Linked DNA regions of Homo sapiens: region 2 is linked to region 1. A link is an interaction called in ENCODE POLR2A ChIA-PET data of the cell type or tissue named here. Cell type or tissue: Caco-2. All regions are shown on one strand. Links, peaks and the distances in the headings refer to the core of each region. The heading gives the core; the rest is flanking DNA. Region 1 overlaps DDAH1 (dimethylarginine dimethylaminohydrolase 1). Region 2 overlaps COL24A1 (collagen type XXIV alpha 1 chain).

What was found. ChIA-PET counts read pairs that join two places held together with the same protein. Peaks named below come from ENCODE experiments on the same cell type or tissue, not always from the same donor. Only the 100,000 strongest peaks of a DNase experiment are listed, where the experiment ranks them.
Region 2: POLR2A ChIA-PET joins it to region 1 with 6 read pairs; 2 of 35 experiments call an interaction of 5 or more read pairs at or near these places.

What each region holds. Positions count from the first base shown.
Region 1 is chr1:85,314,915-85,325,578 of GRCh38, reverse strand. DDAH1 (dimethylarginine dimethylaminohydrolase 1) reads left to right here. Exons shown (of 6, transcript NM_012137.4): 5 at 696-839; 6 at 4,011-7,094. The coding sequence ends at 4,127. Among named protein-coding and RNA genes, the nearest start is that of BCL10, 44 kb to the right of the region's middle. RefSeq lists an enhancer at 248-769. In Caco-2, for the core only: no CTCF peak of the experiment used is centred there; a DNase peak (open chromatin) is centred at 4,823.
Region 2 is chr1:85,871,963-85,882,626 of GRCh38, reverse strand. COL24A1 (collagen type XXIV alpha 1 chain) reads left to right here. Exons shown (of 60, transcript NM_152890.7): 33 at 5,452-5,505; 34 at 7,297-7,350; 35 at 7,925-7,978. Among named protein-coding and RNA genes, the nearest start is that of ZNHIT6, 170 kb to the right of the region's middle. In Caco-2, for the core only: no CTCF peak of the experiment used is centred there; no DNase peak of the experiment used is centred there.

The DNA of each region.
Region 1 (10,664 bases), core at 1,002-9,001:
CTCAAAATTATCTGTAGGGCTTCAAAATGCAAAATTCCTATGCCTCACCCAAAATCTGCCAAACCAGCTTTCCCTAAGGGTGAGGCCTGGGAATATGATTTTCTTATTCTCCCCAGGTGGCTTTTATGCTCATTGTATTAAGGCCATCACCTGCCAATGAACAGGTGAATTCAGTTTAAAAGTATGTGGAAGAGCAAAGCGTGTGTGTGTGCGCGCGCGCGCGCACGCACGTGCATGCACACACGTGTGGTGTTACTGATTAATCAGATTCACATTATTGACTATTCTGATTACTGGTATGGCCCTTCTTTCCTATAGAGGAGGCAGCCCTGCTTACTCAGCCAAAGATATCAAAACCCCTGCTGGGCCTTACATGTGGCCATTTTGCATCTTACTGATAAGTCTTACGAACAAAGACTAGAAAAATAATAGACGGTTTTAAAACCTTAAAAGAAAAGAGAGACAAACACATACTTTTAAAGAGCAACAAAAACCCTTGCAATTCTTCCAAAGACTCATAGCTTAATCAAGTTTTCCTTTTCTGGTTCTAAGTGACTGGAGGTAATAGATGGGAATTTGAACAGAGGAACAGCCTAAAGTGTCAGTTCCAAGCTTGTATCCTACCACACTGCCTTCCTTCTGTTTGAAAGTGTGGGGAGTTACTCTTCTTAGGCCTGCTTTGTTTCTCTTTATAGATCATGCAACAGATGAGTGACCACCGCTACGACAAACTCACTGTGCCTGATGACATAGCAGCAAACTGTATATATCTAAATATCCCCAACAAAGGGCACGTCTTGCTGCACCGAACCCCGGAAGAGTATCCAGAAAGTGCAAAGGTAAAAAAATATCCCTTCTGACCACTGCAGCTGGGTCAGCCTCCCTGGGGATTTTTTCATAAAGGAGTGACCAATAGGAGCCTCCTTTTCCTGTATACATATCAAACAATTAAGAAAAGAAAGGATAATACAATTTAGGGCACAAGGAAAATGTGTTTCACTTTTCTCATTCATGTCATTGCTCACTAATGCATGCATAGTAATTGAGATGATCATGCCGGGTATTCAAGGCTTTTCAAATAAATACTCAGATTTTCAAATAAGTAGTCACCCAAGTCTATGCCCCAGCTCTGATTAAATGTACTTTCCCACCCTCAGATACTCATTAAGCATAAAGACCTACAATTAGATGGTCAACGGTATCGCTGTTTTCTGACAGATCTGAGCTGTCCCTCAGAAAAGGGCAGCTTTTCTTTTTATTTCTTTTTATTTTTTTATTTATTATTATTATTATTATTATTATTATTTTTGAGACAGGGTCTCACTCTGTTACCCAGGCTGGAGTGCTGCGGCACGATCTTGGCTCACTGCAACCCCACCTCCCGGGCTCAAGAGATCCTCCCACCTCAGCCTCCTGAGTAGCTGGGACTACATGCATATACCACCACAACCTGGCTAATTTTTGTATTTTTAATAGAGATGGGGTTTCATTATATTGCCCAGGCCGGTATCAAATTCGTGAGCTCAAGCAGTCTGCCCGCCTGGGCCTCCTAAAGTGCTGGAATGACAGGCATGAGCCACCATGCCCAGTCCTTTTTTTTTTTTTTTTTTGAGACAGGATCTTGCTCTGTTGCCAAGTCTGGAGTGCAGTGGCATAATCATGTCTCACTGCAGCCTCAAATTCCTGGGCTGAGCAATCCTCCTACCTCAGCCTCCCGAGTAGCTGGGACTACAAGCATGCACCATTATACCTGGCTAATTTTTTATTTTTTGTAGAGACGGGGTCTCCTTATGTTGCCCAAGCTAGTCTCAAACTCCTGGGCTTAAAGGATCCTCCCACTTCAGCCTCCCAAAGTGCACAGGCATGAGCCACCACACCTGGCCATTTGTTTCTTTAGGTAGAGGAGTATGAATGACCCAGAGTGGTGGGTGTTCATTGTCAGGGCTGCAGAAAGAAGAAACTGCCCGTGCTAGGTAGCAAAAAGCTCTTCATTGAAAAGATAGAGCAGGTAGTAATATGGTACACTCGAAATCAGCCAACTGGTCGCTCCAGGAGTCTCTGTGTTTGTGTTCCAATAAGGGAGCTCTCTCTGGATCTGGAATGCTTTTCCTGGTCTAAGAAAATCTCCCTTGTTTTTCAGCATACTCTGCCAGTCTCATCTATATACTTTAGTAATTTCGATTTTACCCTACCAAGCAAACATAACAGTGCTCGTCCATAGATTCTTCAAGTGTCCATATCTTCTAGGCACTCAGCATCTCATCTCTGCCCGGAGGAACAAGATATTTATACTATGCATTACAGAAGAGCCTTTAGTAATCATTGATCTTTTTTTTTTGTCTTAAGCTTCGCAAATATTAGAAAATATTTTATACTACCTTTTAAATATGCAATATGATATAATTACTAGGTTCACTCTCTAATCACAGCCTCTTTCTGAGCAGATAAAAAGAAAAAGGTGAGGGAATACATAGATAATTTTTTCTATTTCCATGGCTGAAAGTGTGAACCTGAGGAAAATAGAGTACTCCTGACCCAGAACTGGGGCTTACCCAGCTCTTAGATGAGTAATGGATCTCATACTTTAATGCACATCAGGGTTGCTAAAAATGCAAGTTCCTGGACCCCCACCCTAGAATCTGCAATATCAACAAGCACCCAGTCACAGAACTCACTTTGAGAAATACAGGTCTGAATCATTCATCCCTCTTTAGCCACATTGATCATCTGACCTACCAGATGATTATTCACTGCCCCCCTGATTCAGCCGTTTGTCTCTCAAAAATAACAATAGTATTAATAATATCCCTGTTTACTGAGGGCTTCCCCGGTGCCAGGCAGGGTGCCAGGCATCCCAGGTGTATTATCTTATTCAGTCCTTGTAACAGCCCTATGGGGGCAACATTACTATTCCAATATTACAGAGAAGTAAACCGAGGCTCAGAGGGAATGTCACTTCACTGAAATAATTCTTTAAGTAGTAGGTTGACAGAACTGGGTTTGGGACCCTACTCTGGCTCCAACACTCTTAATTAACCACTGTGCTGAATTTTAAGAAACGCAGTGCTTCCTAAAGAAGCACAGGAGATTGTTATTAGGCAGTACACTTTCAAGTGATTCTGTTTTTAAAAATATGCTTTGTTTGATCATCACAGAACAATCTATGAACTGTTAATTGAAGTTTTGACATATGCTTTCTATTAGTGTCAAAAGATGCTAATAAAATTCATACCTGTAATTTAAAAGCAGTTTAACCTGAAATACTTAAGTTATATCTTGTCAAATTTTTCCAGCAGTGTTGGTAAGAAAATAAACCTAAAGTATAGTTGAGAGGGTTTTAAACTGTGAAGAGAAGGCCTAGTGTGGTGGCTTATGCCTGTTTAATACCAGCACTTTGGAAGGCCAAGGCAGGATGATCACTTGAGCCCAGGAACCCAAGACCAGCCCTGGCAAAATAGTGAGACCCTGTCTCCACAGAAAATAAAAAATAAAAATTAGCCAGGGATAGTGGTGTGTATCTGTTGTTTGTCCCAGGTACTTAGGAGGCTGAGGTGGGAGGATCACTTGAGCCTGGGAAGTTGAGGCTGCAGTGAGCCATGGTCGCGCCACTGTACACCAACCTGGACGACAGAGCAAGACCCTGTCTCCAAAAATATATAAATAAATAAAAATAAAGTGTGAAGAGAAAGTAATATTCAGACTGACACATGGTCACCAACTTCCATGTACCACTTAATCTAGCAATGACAATGGCAGAGTAAAGGCATCTCTAGCAAAACCACATTTCTGACACATCTTTGGCCTTGAGGTTAAAGCACAGGGCTAGTGGTTAACCAGTTCCCACCAGCTCTATAGGGATGACTGTGGGCATGTGTGTGGTTGAGACTGCCTGTGTGTCTTGGGATTAAATGAATGAAAAGCCTAGATGTACAAATCAAATTGATTCTCCACTTCTGAGGATGGTAAAACATAATCCTTCTTTTCTTCCTTTTCCTTGATTCCCACTGTAGGTTTATGAGAAACTGAAGGACCATATGCTGATCCCCGTGAGCATGTCTGAACTGGAAAAGGTGGATGGGCTGCTCACCTGCTGCTCAGTTTTAATTAACAAGAAAGTAGACTCCTGAGCTGCAGAGTCCCCCCCGGTAGCCGGCAAGACCGCACAGGCAAGGCCGATGACTCTGTGCCCACTCCTGTTGTTTTCCTTGACAATCTACTGTGCCACTGTGCTACTAACTCTTGTTTACAAAATTTGATTCTAAGTTGAATTGCTTCATTCAACACCCCCACCCTCCCTCCCCTCGAGGTGGTACCTAAGCTGTGGATTTGCTAAATGAATTAAGCAACCTAGAAGATACAGAGCTAATGAATTATCAAAATGTGATTAATCCCAGTAAGGAAACACTCATTTAGTGTCTGTATTTTTGGTGTGAAAATTATTTAGTTGCCAGTATATTCTGAAGAATGTCTTCTTGATCAGTCAGATAAGCTTGCTTTTTTTTTTTTTTTTTTTCATGAATCATGTTTGGTTCCTGTGAAAGTCCCTGGTCCAGGGATCCTCCTCCTTTCTCTTTTACTTCTGAATTCTGAAATTCAGTTAGTTACTTTTGCCTTTCGCTCTTCTATCACAGCCACCTTGACCTTGGGTAAAACCCAAGGTCTTTCCTTCTGGCTACCTTCCTGCAGGTCCACCCTGTCTGCCATTGGTCTCCTCTGCCTCTGACTACATCTGCCACCAACAACCCTCCCCTCACCCCTGCCAGGGGCAGACAGGCTTCTCAGCAGAACTGTGACTGAAATCAGAGCTGCTGTCTGGGGCAGTGTTAACTACACAGAGGCACATCCTGACAGGGTTTGCCCCAGAGATCTAAATTCCAGAAGGAGGGCACCACACCTAGGAAGGTAAATCCAGTATCAGAAGGTTGCTAAAAGATTAAAGATCAAGAAGCTTGGAAACATCCCATGGGTACAATGTCTTAGAAAGTCTTTAAGTCACATACCATGAATTTTTGCTTCATTACTGACCATATATGACCTTGGAGGAACTCTTTTTTTTTTTTCCTTCTACTCATTTCTGTTTCCACCTACCCTGACTCACCGTATTTCCAGTCTTCTACCCCTGCAGTTATCCTAGTCCAGCAAAGTCATTTCTTTCAAAAGAGACATCATGTCTGAAAATAATTACTGGTAGTCTAATATGAGCCAGAGTAAACAGCTCCTCATGGTCAATGAACATGTTCAGGAAGCGATCACCTTGATGCTTGAACCCAACCCCAGACAGTGGACAATTCTACTTTGAAATATCCGTGAATATTTACTGTGGGATCCAATTTAAACTTCTTTCTTCTCTAGCCTTTAAATTACACAACTTTGAACTGACACGGATCTCTTACAAAGAACAATGCGGCACTGAAGGAAGAGATGATTCCTTTACTCAAACCTGCAGGAATCAGCCTATTAACAGGCAGGGGAAACGGTACTTTCCAATGAATGGTAACTGATCCAGGCACATTATCACACTTCCTAGTCATCTCCACCTTTCCTGTATTGCCTGTGGCTTGTTGTTTAAGATTAAGAATCAAAGAGATTAAGAAGTATCACTTCAAATCTTGCTCTGCTCACTTCTATGTTTGCAGTCAAATTATTCCTTATGTTGGTGACCTAAAGAGAATTACTTTCATTCATTTCATTTCCCCCGTAGCAGATGGAAGGAGAAACCTCTGAGAAAATGAAAACATCCTTAACCACTATCTTTCCCTTTTATTTGATTATTTTATGTCAGAAATTTGCAAAAGTTTTTTTCTCCTCCTTCTCTTCCTTGTTGCTTAACTTTTTAATTCATGCCATATGCAGATATCCAATTATGTGCATCCTGTGAATAAACCACGTCTTGGTCACTGTCATATTTTGAACCATCTCATCAGAGATGAATAATATCTTTTTACCAGAGAGAGAACGAATGTTAGCCACATGCCCAAGTTAACAAAGAAAAAATGTTCTCAAGGTTGTCCTTTTGGGTTAAATCTGGCCCTTCCTTGGCAAAAGCAAAAATTCTCCCTGTGAGAGCTCAACATCTCAAATACAACCACAGGAAAAATGGCCCAATCTGCCAGTTTAGGCTTACCAGCATATAATTTTTAATATCTTTACTTCTATCATCCCAAATCAAAGAACTCTTCTCTATTATGTTTAATCAATTGCAAGCAAATAGATTTTTCTTTGTAACAATTTGTTCTGCAGAAGGCTGTTTTTCACTTTTCCTTTCTTTTGCTTCTTTCTGTCTTTCCTTCTCTTTTGTCTGGAGAAATCACTTAGACTCTGTGTGCCTCTTCTACATTGCATTCTGCTCTGCTATGTTACCTGCTAGGCTGGCTTCTTTGGACTCCCTATATGATTGATGATGTGAAAACCTAAATTACTTGCAGCATAGTATTACTTCTTTGATGTTCTCATTAGCATAATGTTATTTTTGAAAAGGAAAGATACTATCACATAAGTTTTCCTCATCTGTTGTGATATACACCAATGGATAAACTAACGGAAACTGCTTTTTGACATTAAAAGACAGGAGAAATTATATTTAACTAAGTAAAAGTTAAGTCAGAATTACTTGGGTGATGTGATTCAATTTAGTTAAAGGATGATATAGAGAAAATACATTATTTAGCATTATTTCTTCAGCTATAATGAATTGCTATAGAAATCAGGCAGATCTTTCTAATGTGTATTGATTGGTCTTTTCAGCTACTCTGAACAGATTACTAAGGCCATCTCCTCATCTCTAAGGGAGAAAAATAGTCTGTAGATGAATAATGTAAGGTAAAGAGTTGCATGTCAGTCTTTGTAATTATTTACACTTTAACTTTCTCCAGAACTCAGACATGATTTCAACATGGTGTTAGATTTGTGCATTTTATTTTCCTGACCACCTCATTCCAGCCAATGTATGGTTATCCACTCTGTGTGCCAAAACCAATCATGCCTTTCACGGCCCTTTAGTTCAGAGAAGTTCTGCACTGATTTTTAGTCTCTTGATGTCTCAATCTTACATGTATACCAATCACAATGGAATAAAGTGTTGAGTTGTACTGTGATCAACAGTGTATGTCTCTTTTCTTTGCAACAGAAACTGCCATGGGGAATGAAGTCATCATTTCTTTGCTGTCAGTCATGGGATATTTTCTCTCTTGTCCCTTAGGCTATGAACTTAGAAAAATACCATACCTGTAAATCAATTGCCATCAAAGCTTGGGTTAAAATAATATTTGAAGTGATACTTCATACTTCAGGCACTTAAAAAGTGTGCATAGTATGTACACCAGGTCAGGAGAGCTTGAGTTCCCCTGTGCCTCTCCTCAAAACGGCGTCCCTTCATCCCTTTCACTGTTAACCATATTCAGCACATAGTCAGTTATGTGGTTCAGTTATGGAGGCAGGTAAATGATTTTTTTATTTGCTCATTCATACAAGAGTTTGTTTTTGTTATATAGTAAGCATCTTTTAGCAAATTTGAAGGTTTTTTTAAATGAGGCTTTTTTCAACAAGTTTTTTCAATCTGTATTGTTTTCTTTCAATGATTGTAAAAATAACTGCTTACTGTTAAAATCCAAGCAACACAAAAAACTAAGTAAATTTAAAAACTACCCCACAATTTTATCACCCAGAGATAACTATTATTAACATTTCAGAGAATAATCACAGATCTGTAAATAGATAGCAGTATAAATATGCAATAATTTTACATAATCATGCTGTTCTGTAGTCTGCTTCCTTCGACTTAGCAATATTGTTGGCCGCTTTCCATCTCAACAAATGTAGATCTACATCATCAGTTTTAACAGCCCTGAATATTCTACAACACGGTTATTCAAGCAGCTCGTTCTAAATTATACATAGTGTTATGTCACAGATAGTCAATATGCCCACATTGCTATTAGCCAGGGGTCTTCAGTCTATCAAAAATGCACCGCTTCTAAGCTTTCACCCAGCCCCAGAGCTAGTTCATGTGGCATATTTTTATCATAACTGAATGAGCTGTGTGAATGCTCATCAGATGCAAAGACCAGTTCTAAAATTCCTTGGGGATGTCATTGATTTAATCACACCTTCTCAGTTGGTGTTGCATTGATTATCTCTGCATTATTTAGATTGTCACTGGCAATGATGCTAAAAAATGCCAAATGCCACCTTGCAAACCTACTGTGGGTCCCAGTCGGAAATGGAGCCCTCCACCTCAGTGCCAGATATACTGCTCCTCCAGAGGAGAAAGGGAGATACTTCTTAAAGGAAGAGTTGGCAGGGGTTCCCTGACTGACCTTCCTCCCCACCTCTGAAAGAATAAGGGGAGAGGAAACAGAAAAATACCCTCCGTAGCAAGCTATAGATTCTGGAAGTGGGAATTCTGCTCACTGAAGAATGCTGGTCATCAACGATTTTAGACGAGTGAGCACGTGTTTAACAAGTGCCCGTACTCTGCCAGGCTCTGGAGTACAGCTCCGATCTTTCCAGAACTGATGGTTTGGGAGAGGCAGGGAAGGACGACTACACAATTACACAAATGATTATGATACAGCAGAATGTACGAACTACAAAAGAACAATGCCGTGTCTGTTCCCAAGTCAGGGAGACCAGACATAGGAATTGGGGTTTAATCTGGGCTTGGAAGGACAGCTCTGGCTTCAATAGGTTGAGATGGGACTACAGGTTGTCTAGGCTGAGGGAGCCGCAGAAGCAAAGGCATGGAGGTGGGAGAGCATCGTGTTCACTTCAGAAGCAAGTATTTGAGCCCCTGTTACATGCCAGTTAACTTTGCTAGGCCCTGAGGATACAGTGGTGACAGTCCCTACCCTCCTGGAATGTACATGCAACAGGGAAGACTGACATTGAACAAGTTAGGGCAAGGGGAATGAACATTATTAAAGGAGAATGGGGTGCTTAGAGCAGACCATAGGGTCAAGCAAGCGGATTTATTTGGCTGAAACACAGGGTAAGTGTAAGAGCATGGTGAGACAACATTGGTTGGAACATTGAGGGCCTTGCCTGCTGAGTTAGGATATTTGGACTGAAATTGGCAGTCTGCCAGGATCCCCTGAAGACTTTTCAGTCAAGAAGTGATATTATTGGAGCTTGATCTGGCAGCATTATATAGGATGACTGGGAACTGAGAAAGACTGGTGTTTCGCCAAGCTTAATTTCTCCAAGTTTAATTTGTTATTTAAATATCTCTTCTTACCACCAAAATGGAGCCTGAAAGCCTGGCAATTAAGTCTCTTTATATTTTCTTTCCTGAAGAACAGATTAATAACACCTTCCCCTCCCAACTCCGAAGGGACATTTTCAAGGCAAATGCGATAAAAGAACTGAAGGGTTCTTTGGATGAAAGAGATAATGTAAATATCATTATCATCATCATTATACTTATTAACTCCGATCACAGCAAGCTTAGATCCCATTAAAATGTCATCTTCTATTTGAAACGTCAATCACCTACTCCAGAAATAACTCGGGATTTTCATCACGGATGCCTCTAAGCTGGCCTGACGGCTTCCGTGGTGAATTCACAGGTTTCCCTGGTAGCTGACATGGCTGTGCCACAGACATACTTGCATTAGGAAACTGTTGGCTAATCGGAATGTTCCCTGTCTCCCTTCCCCCTCCAAACCCTCATTTCTAAGTTAGTGAAAGCTAGGCCACTTATAGCACAAGATAACTGGGGTTATCAGGCTTTTAGGAGGACGGGTAAGTGCCAAATATATTACTGTCACTATAAATAAATAAAAGATTCAAACAAGTATGAACTTGGTAAAATATTGCCTGAGCTGGCGTGTGACATGAATGCCTAAAAGCAATGATGGGTCTCTAGGTCTTGGGAGGCCCCCTCTATTTATAAATGGAAAGTTTAGTCATTTTGGCTATGAATACTGAGAAAGAGCTTGAGTGAATTAACACAGGCCTAAGGAGGTAGCTTGCTGCCCCAACTTTATTGAAGTCTAATTGACAAATAAAAATGGTATATATTTAAGGTGTACAACTTGATGCTTAGAAAGACATTGTGAAATAATCACAGTCAAGTCAATTAACATAGCCTTCACCTAACAGAGTTATCACTTTCTTTTTTTTTCTTTTTTTTTGGTGATAAATATTTAAAATCTTTCCTTTTAGCAAATTTCAAGTATGTAATAGAATATTGTTAACTATAATCACATTGCAATACATTTGATCTCCAGCATTTTTCTATCTTGAAAACTGAAACTTTCTGCCCTTTGGCATCTCCCCATTTCTCACTTTAAAAGCACTTTAAAAGCAGGAACTTTAAATTCCTGCTCATGGACAAGAAAGCTTATTTATTAGCTAAGGCTTTGAGGTAAGAACTCAGAGGATGACCATTCAAAATTAAACTAGGACCCTATATGCTATAGGTTGAATGTGCCTCTATCCCACCAGGGTACAAAGACTGCATATTTCACATTGATGGAGGAAAAGCTCAGGAACCAAACAAGTTCTGATTTCAAGCAACAGTCTAGCTGTGTAAAAGGAGCTAGTGGAATAAATACTGATTCACAGGGCCACAGAGGCTTAAAATTCCAGGGAAGGATGTGAGCAAAGTCATCATTTTGTTTACAGGGGACCCAGATGAGGGTATGAGGTCCCCTAGAGTTAATGCT
Region 2 (10,664 bases), core at 1,688-9,687, 560 kb before region 1:
ATCTAATTTACATTTATAAAATATGTTATCCAACAACAGTAGAATGCACATGCTTCACAAACTGACATGGAACACTCACCAAGATAGACCAAATTCTGGGCCATAAAACACCTTAACAAATTTTTTTATTCGTGTGTTTTTTGTTTTTTGTTTTTTGTTTTTTGAGACGGAGTCTTGCTCTGTCGCCCAGGCTGGAGTGCAGTGGCCGATCTCGGCTCACTGCAAGCTCCGCCTCCCGGGTTCGCGCCATTCTCCTTCCTCAGCCTCTCCAAGTAGCTGGGACTACAGGCGCCCGCCACCATGCCCGGCTAATTTTTTGTATTTTTAGTAGAGACGGGTTTCACCGTGGTCTCGATCTCCTGACCTCGTGAACCGCCCGCCTCAGCCTCCCAAAGTGCTGGGATTACAAGCGTGAGCCACTGCGCCCGGCCAACAACAAATTTAAAAGACTAGACATCATACAATGTTTGCTCTCACACCACAGTAACAGAAAATGGCTGGAAAATCCCAAAACATTTGGAGATTAAATAATACACTTTTAATAACTTATTGGTCAAAGAAGGAGTTTCAGGAATAATTTAAAAATATTTTGAACTAAATGAAAATATAGTTTGTCAAAATTCGTGGGATGCAGTGCCTAGAGGGAAATTTATAGCACTGAATAAGAGGAAAGAAGAAATACTTAAGATTAGTAATCTAAGCTTCCATCCTAGGAAACTATAAAAGAAAAGCAAATTAAATACAAAGTAAGCAGAAGAAAATAAGTAATAAAAATCAGCAGAAATCAGTGAAATTGAAAACAGGAAAACAATAGAGAACATCAATGCAACCAAAATTAATCAACCTCAGGCCAGGCTAACCAAGGGGAAAAAAAGGAGAAAATACAAATTACTAATATCAGAAGTGAAAGAGAGGCCATCACTACTGATCTCATTAACATTAAAATGACAATAAATGGATATTATGAGCAATTCTATTTTCACAAATTTTTTTTTCTGTTTTGAGACAGAGTCTCGTTCTGTCACCCAGGCTGGAATGCAGTGGCGTGATCTCAGCTCACTGCAACCTCCACCTCCTGGGTTCAAGTGATTCTCCTGCCTCAGCCTCCTGGGTAGCTGGGATTACAGGTGCGTACCACCACACCTGGCTAATTTTTTTTTTTTTGTATTTTTAGTAGAAATGGGGTTTCACCAGGTTGGTCAGGCTGGTCTCAAACTCCTGACCTCGTGATCGGCCCGCCTCGGCCTCCCAATATTTCCACAAATTTGATAACTTAAATGAAATAGACCAATTCCTTAAAAGACGTATTTTACCAAAACTCATATAAACAGAAAGGGATAACCTGAATAGGTTTGATTTGATTTGATTTGATTTGATTTGATATCCATCAATATCTTCCTCAACCTGTATTGATAAAGAAATAGAATCAATCACTAATAACCTTCTAAAACAGAAAGTACTGGTTCCAGGTTATCTCATTGGTGAATTCAACTAAACATTTAAAGAACATATGATACCAATTATGTACAAGCTGTTCCAGAAAATAGAAACAATAGAATATTTCCTAATTATGTGAGGCCACACACATGAGGCCATTATGTGAGCATTACCTTAAAAACAAAACCAGACAAACACATCACAAGAAAACTATAGACCAATATCATTCATGAACATAGATGTAAAATCCTCAACAAAATATTAGCAAATTGAATCAAACAATGTATAAACAGAATTATGCATCATAACCCAGTGGAATTTTTTCCAGGTATACAAGGCTGGTTTAACAGTAGAATGTCAATTAATGTAATCCATCACCTCAATAAGCTAAATGAAAATGTAATATGAAAAGATGCAGAAAAATAATTTGACAAAATCCAACAACAATTCAAGATAAAAAAAAAACTCTCAAACTTGGAATAAAGGGGCACTTCCTCAGCTTTTTGAAAAACATATTTTTTAAAAAACCTTATAGCCAACATTATACTTACTGGTGAGAAAACTAGATACTTTTCTTTTAAGAACAAGGGAATAAGGAAAACATGTTCCTCCTTTGTTAAATTTTGACTCCTATTCAGCATAGTTCTGGAAGTCCTAGCTAGTGCAATAAGAAAAGAAAAGAAAAAGTATACAAATTTGGAAAGAAGAAATAAAACTGTCTTTCTTTGTATATGGCATGGCTGTCTGTGTAAAAAATCTTCAAGAACTGATTTTTTAAACTCCCGAAACTAATAAGCAGTTATAATGAGATTGTAGCATAACAGGGTATAAGTTAATATACAAAAGTCAATTGCTTTTCTATATTAACAGCAATGAGCAATTGGAATTTAAAATGAAAAACACAATACTATTTACATTAGCACCAAAAAAGAGAGAAAGAAATAGTTGTAACTCTAACAAAATATATACAAGATCTATATGAGGTAAACTTTTATCAAAGAAATTAAAGATCTACATAAATGGAAGGATATTTCATGGTTATGGGTAGAAAGACTCAATATTGTTGAGATATTAGTTCTTCACAAATGGATCTATCAAGTCAATTCAATTCTAATCAAAATCCAAGCAAGTTACATTGTAGATATTAACAGATTCTGAAGTTCCTATGGAAAGGCAAAAGACCCAGAATAGCCAATACAATATTGAAGAACAAACTTGGAGAACTGACACTGACTTCAAGATTTACTGTAAAACTACAGTAATCAAGACAGTGTGATATTGGCAAAAGAATAGACAAGTACGATTGACCCTTGAACAACACGGGTTTGAACTGCAAAGGTCCTCTTATTTGTGGATTTTCTTTCACCTCCGCTACCCCTGAGACAGTGAGAACAACCCCTTCCCTTCTTCCACCTCCTCAGCCTACTCAGCATGGAGACAATGAGGATGAAGATCTTGATGATGCTCTACTTCCACTTAAGAATACAGTATTCTTTATTCTAGCTTACTTTAAAATACAGTATACAATACATATAACATATAAAATATGTGTTAAACAGCTGCTTATGTTATTAGTAAGGCATCCAGTCAACAGTAGGCTATAAGTGGTTACATTTTGGAGGAGTCAAAAGTTGTACTCAGATTTTTAACTCTGCAGGAGGTTGGCACTGTAACCCTTATGTTGTTTTAAGTGTCGACTGTAGATCATTGGAACAGAGTGGTAAGCCCAGAAATAGAACAGTTATACTCTTTGTTCTACACAATATACACAACATATAGTCACAAATAAAATCAAGTGATCTGTGACAAAGGAGCAAAGGCAATACAATGGATAGTCTTTTCAACAAATTATGCTGGAACAAATAGATATCCACATGCAAAACGTGAATCTAGATGCAGATCTTACACCTTACACACACACACACACACACACACACACACACCCTCAAAATGAATCATAGACTTAAATGTAAAAAACAAAGCCATAAAACTCCTAAAATATAAACATAGAGAAAATCTATGTGACCTGAGGTTTGTTGATGAGTTTTTAGCTATATCACCAAAAGCACAACCCATGAAAGAAAAAACTGGTAAGTTGGACTTCATTAACATCTTTTTAAATCTGCCTTGAAAAAACACTGTTAAGAGAATGAAGAGACAGTCCACAGACTGGGAGAAAATATTTTCAAAACATATATCTGATAAAAGACTTGTATCCAAAATATAGAAAAAAAAATTAAAACTCAACAATTTTCTTTAAAAACCAGTTAAAATGTTGGCAAAAATCTGAACAGACACCACACCAAAGAAGATATAGAAATGGCATAGAAGAATGTAAAAATATGCTCAACATCATATGTCATTAGTAAATTACAAATTAAAACAATAATGACATACCACTATACATCTGTTAGAATGGCTGAAATCTAAAACTTTGATAATGCCACAGGTTGGCAAGGATGTGGAGCAACAGGAGCTCTCATTCATTGCTGGTGAGAATGCAAAATGGTACAGCCAATTTGGAAGACAGTATGGCAGTTTTTTAAGAAGCTAGGCATACTCTTAACATATGATCCAGTGATCACAATCCTTAGTGTTTACCCAAATGAGTTGAAAACTTATGTCCACACAAAAACCTGTACAAGAATGTTTATAGCAGCTTTATTTATAGGTGCAAAAAATTTGAAGCAACCAATATGAACCAATATGTCTGCTATAATTGGACCGTGTTTCCCCAAAATTCATATGTTGAAATCCCAATTCCCAAGGTAATGGTATTATAGGGCAGGATCTTTGAGGTGCTGTGCCCTCATGATTGGGAGTAGTGTCTTTGTAAAAGATGCACGAGAGAGCTAGCTCATTTCTTCTAACATGTGAGGACACAACTAGAAGGCACCATCTATGAAGCAGCAAGTGGGCCTTCACCAGACACTGAATCTGCCAGCACCTTGATCTTGGACTTTCCAGCCTCCAGAACTGTGGGAAATAAATTTGTGTGGTTTATAAGCTATTAATTTATACTATTTTGTTATAGAATCCTGAGTGAACTAAAACAATGTCCAATGAATAAATGGATAAACAAACTGTGGTATATCCATACAATGGAATATTATTCAGCATTAAAAATAAATGAGCTATCAAGCCACAAAAATGTATAAAGGAACTTTAAATGCATACTGCTAAGTTAAAGAAGTCAGTATGAAAAGGTTACATGCTGTATGATTCCAACTATATGACACTCTTGAGGGGTAAAACTGTACAGTCAGTAAAAAAAAAGATCATATATTTACTTCTTTAAGATGCAAATTTGTTTGTCACATATTTGCTAGGAATTTTAAGTAGATGAATGACTATCACATACATTAGATAAGATACCTTGTCAAAATGCTTAGCACAATATATGATACTTATGAGGTGCTTAATAAATGTTGAATGAATGAGTGCATTAAAGAATAAAAGAATGAATGCCACTCTTTTCTTTTTAATATAAGCATAGCTTAGTAAATTTATTTTAAAAACACACATGAAGCTGGGCGCAGTGGCTCATGCCTGTAATCCCGGCACTTTGGGAGGCTGAGGCAGGTGGATCACCTGAGGTCAGGAGTTCATGACCAGCCTGGTCAACATAGTGAAATCCCATCTCTACTACAAATATGAAAATTAGCCATGCGTGGTGGCAATTGCCTGTAATCCCAGCTACTTGGGAGGCAGAGGGAGGAGAATCGCTTGAACCTGGGAGGCGGAGGTTGCAGTGAGTGGAGACTGCACCATTGCACTTCAGCCTGGGCAACCAGAGTGAAACTCAGTCTCAAAAACAAAAACACACACACATACATGAATCAATTAAAGATATAATTTTGTTTATACAGAGTAAAGTAATATGCTGATAAATGTATTATGTATTTACATAATCATGTGTTATGTGTTATATTATAAAACCCATATCCAGATGAATACATTTACTGACATAGAGTAAACTTTTATTCTCATATCTTAAATTTTATTTTAATATAGGGACTGCGAGGACTGCAAGGTGATGTTGGACCTCCTGGAGAAATGGGCATGGAGGTAAATTTTTTGTGGCTAGTTCTTCTTCATAAATATTCTACTTTTTGTAAGACTCTAAGGTAAAATTAATAATTAAATATATACTATGAGGAATAATTCTATAGTATTGTTTCATATTCAGAAAAAAACTAAAATTCCATTAAAAGCAGAGATGATTATTATATGTCTAATTTTATACATATAAAGTTCTACTCTAATAATTACCTCATTGAAATGACAGAACAAAAAGTAGATAGAGCTTTCCCTTCACTGATTTAAAGTTGACTTGATAACCTTTCATCCTAAGATATTATATGCCCTGTATAGAAGAATACTGAGACATTACCCAATTTGGGATATATTTTGGAATTATAAGCCAAATTTGTTATAAATATCCAATTATTTTATTTCCATTGTTTGTAACTTTAGCACTAAATAAATCAAATTCTTTCCTTCCTTGGCTGCTGTGAAACTGCTCTCTCCTGTTGTCACTTCACCTTCTCATTAGCCTTTCTCAGTCTTGACCTGAAGTTGCCCTTTTACTTCCTTGGCTTAGTGATCATATTATCACAGTGACTTTAAGTACCAATATTACTCTGATAGCTCTCAACTTGGTAGCTGTATTTTATACCTCTCTCCTCAGATCCAATTATTGATTTCCTGTTATCTTTTTAAACATCCACCTAGATATCCCACAGACATCTACAATTCAAAATATCTAAACCAAATCCATTACTGTCCCACTGTTCTTCCTCTGTTTAATTCCCATCTCAATGAAAGATATCCCTTATACCCAATAACCCAAAACTAAGAGTCATCCTAGACTCCTTCTTCTACCTAATCCTCTCAAATCAGTGACCATTTCCTTTTGAATAGGCCTGCCCCTGCCCATTCTCTCTTAAATCTACCCTTTCCTTTTTATCCCTATTGCCAGTGTAATAGCCCCTACACTCTCATGCCATGTCTCCTCCAACTCCTATAATTCCATCTTCTACTTGTTGCCGGTTTATCATTCTTATATCATTCGTTTCCTTTAAATGTTTCAAGAGCTCTCATGGCCTTTAGGATAAAATGCCAATTTCTTAACATGATAAGTAATGGTTTACATGATTTAATTTCTGCAGACCTGTTCACCCGTGTCCCCAATAAAACTCTTCTCTTCCCTAAAGGGAAGGGAGGGGCACACATAGCATGTTTATAAATAAGGTAAATATCTCTTGGAGACAAAAATAGTTGTAACATCAAGCAATAGTAGGAACTTTAGGCCTGGAAATAGCCAGAGGTTGCAAGAACTTCTATGTTCTCAAAGTAAAGAAAACTGAAAGCTTCCCAACAAAAATGGACCCACCATGAAAGAAGGCTGGAAAAGAAGCTCTGTGTGTGTGTGTGTGTGTGTGTGTGTGTGTGTGTGTGTGTGTGTGTGTGTCTTTTATAATGTGAATAAATTTATCTCTTATTTGCATGATATTTTTATGAAACCAATAAGGAAAAGTGAATTTTTTAAGTAAGTAGATTCCTGAAGGCACTACAGAAAGGGAAAGGAAGAACAAATCCCTTTAGATGAGGTTTAAAGGATGAGAGAAAGGATTAGAAGAAATGGATCTTAAAAGTCCTAATTTTAGACGAAGTTGTCTTGACATTTAAACAATTAAAGGGTGTCAGAAAGAATCTGCTCTTATGCTATGAAGTTTATAAAGGGACAGCAATTATGCCCTTTTGGACACAGGTATCTCACCCTTGAGTTCAGTGTTACCACCATCTTCTCATGAGATTGCTATTGCCTTTGTAATGTGTTAAATTATTCTCTTGTAGGGACCTCCAGGCACTGAGGGAGAGTCTGGTCTGCAAGGTGAACCAGGTGCAAAGGTAACCTTCTAAAAAATAAAGGAGAATCTCTAAACTTTCACCATTGAACCCCCTACATTTGCTACCATTGAATCCCCTATATTTGCTAACTTGAAAGCAGGTGGAAGCCCCCAGATAAAAACAGGAAATGTTTTGGAACTCCTATTCCTTATGACAGCAGTCCCCAACCTATTTGGCTGGCACCAGGGACAAGTTTCATGGAAGACAGTTTTTCCACAGATGGAAGCAGAGCAGGGGATGGTTTCAGGATGAAACTGTCCTACCTCGGATCATCAAGCATTAGATTCTCATAAGGACTGAGCAACCCAGATCCCTCGAATGCACAGTTGACAATAGGGTTCGTGTTTCTATGAGAATCTAATGCTGCCACTGATCTGACAGGAGGTGGAGCTCAGACAGTAATGCTGGCTCACCAGCTGCTCACCTGCTGTTTTGCAGCCCATTTCCTAACAGGCCTTGGACAGGTACCCTCTACGGCCCAGGCGTTGGGGAACTGTGCCGTATGGCATGCCCTCCATAATTAGCCATGCAGTCTTAGTAGAAAAGAGTTTAATCTTTCCCTTTGTTTCTTCAGGGAGATGTTGGAACTGCTGGCAGTGTTGGAGGAACTGGGGAACCAGGTTTACGGGTGAGTGCCCCCTTGAAACTCTTTTAATACACTAACCCACTTCTTTCAGAGGCTCAAAACTTATTATTCGAAACACTCAAAAAATTGGATAATAAACCTTTCTGATACATTATAGAAAATGTTTGGTTTCATTTCATACTTTCAAAAGCTGCATCCCAAACCTTGTCCCTATTCTAATTTAGTAGTATTTACAGTCTTAACCTCATATGTCCTTTTCTCAAAATCAGGTATACTTTGCAGAACCCTTACCAAAAATGTGGAGTCACTGTGATTGTCACTAATGTTAGCATTAAGAAGAAATTCACAAATACCAGTGAACAACTCTCAGAATAGTTCCTGACCTAACAAGATTGAAATCTAATTTATAGATTTAACTTGCTCTAAAAAAAAACCAAACCTATGATCATGCAAAGTTAACAAGATGCAAGGACATAATTGTAAATTGTTGCAATTAGATAGCTTTGAGACGTTATGCTAATATAGACAGCCTTTATTTTGAGCTGTGGTAAGGAGTTTTTTCCTAAGATAATAGGGCCCAAGATAATTTTAACAGACATTTATTCACTAAAAGGCAAAGTAGGGAGATATATTTTGCATCTGGCTTCTTCCTTTTTACTTTCTCTTTTTTGGGTGGGGTGGGGTGAATGGGAAAGATGGAGCAACTATAAATATGCACTAATTAATTTACTTTTAAATAATTTTAGTATCAAGAGAGCCAGTCCTACTTTAATAGCTTCATAAAGTATGGCTCTACATTTCTGCAAGTTCCATATCTAAAAGACAACTAATTAATGTACCGGAGCCTTAGTCTTTTTTTTTTATGTATTTTAAGTTCTAGGGTACATGTGCACAACGTGCAGGTTTGTTACATATGTATACATGTGCCATGTTGGTGTGCTGCACCCATTAACTTCTCATTTACATTAGATATATCTCCTAATGCTATCCCTTCCCCCTCCCCTACCCCACGACAGTGTGTGATGTTCCCCTTCCTGTGTCCAAGTGTTCTCATTGTTTATTTCCCACCTATAAGTGAGAACATGCAGTGTTTGGTATTTTCTCCTTGTGATAATTTGCTGAGAATGATGGTTTCCAGCTTCATCCATGTCCCAACAAAGAACATGAACTCATCCTTTTTTATGGCTGCATAGTATTCCATGGTGTATATGTGCCACATTTTCTTAATCCAGTCTATCATTGATGGACATTTGGGTTGGTTCCAAGTCTTTGCTATAGTGAATAGTGCCACAATAAACATACATGTGCATGTGTCTTTATAGCAGCATGATTTATAATCCTTTGGGTATACACCCAGTAATGGGATTGCTGGGTCAAATGGTATTTCTAATTCTAGATCCTTGAGGAATCGCCACACTGTCTTCCACAATGGTTGAACTAGTTTACAGTCCCACCAACAGTGTAAAAGTGTTCCTATTTCTACACATCCTCCTCTCCAGCATTTGTTGTTTCCTGACTTTTTAATGATCGCCATTCTAACTGGTGTGAGATGGTATCTCATTGTGGTTTTGATTTGCATTTCTCTGATGGCCAGTGATGATGAGCATTTTTTCATGTGTCTGTTGGCTGCATAAATGTCTTCTTTTGAGAAGTGTCTGTTCATATCCTTCACCCACTTGTTGATGGGCTTGTTTTTTTCTTGTAAGTTTGTTTGAGTTCTTTGTAGATTCTGGATATTAGCCCTTTGAAAGATGGGTAGATTGCAAAAATTTTCTCCCATTCTGTAGGTTGCCTGTTCACTCTGATGGTAGTTTCTTTTTCTGTGCAGAAGCTCTTTAGTTTAATTAGATCCCATTTGTCAATTTTGGCTTTTGTTGCCATTGCTTTTTGTGTTTTAGACATGAAGTCCTTGCCCATGCCTATGTCCTGAATGGTAATGCCTAGGTTTTCTTCTAGGGTTTTTATGGTTTTAAGTGTAACATTTAAGTCTTTAATCCATCTTGAATTAATTTTTGTATAAGGTGTAAGAAAGGGATCCGTTTTCAGCTTTCTACATATGGCTAGCCAGTTTTCTTAACACCATTTACTAAATAGGGAATCCTTTCCCTATTTCTTGTTTTTGTCAGGTTTGTCAAAGATCAGATGGTTGTAGAGATGTGGTGTTATTTCTGAGGGCTCTGTTCTGTTCCATTGGTATATATCTCTGTTTTGGTACCAGCTGTTTTGGTTACAGTAGCCTTCTGGTATAGTTTGAAGTCAGGTAGTGTGATGCCTCCAGCTTTGTTCTTTTGGCTTAGGATTGTCTTGGTAATGCAGGCTCTTTTTTGTTTCCATATGAACTTTAAAGTAGTTTTTTCCAATTCTGTGAAGAAAGTCATTGGTAGCTTGATGGGGATGGTATTGAATCTATAAACTACCTTGGGCAATATGGCCATTTTGACAATATTGATTCTTCCTATCCATGAGCATGGAATGTTCTTCCATTTGTTTGTGTCCTCTTTTATTTCGTTGAGCAGTGGTTTGTAGTTCTCCTTGAAGAGGTCCTTCACATCCCTTGTAAGCTGGATTCCTAGGTATTTTATTCTCTTTGAAGCAATTGTGAATGGGAGTTCACTCATGATTTGGCTGTTTGTCTGTTATTGGTGTATAAGAATGCTTGTGATTTTTGCACATTGATTTTGTATCCTGATACTTTGCTGAAGTTGCTTATCAGCTTAAGGAGATTTGG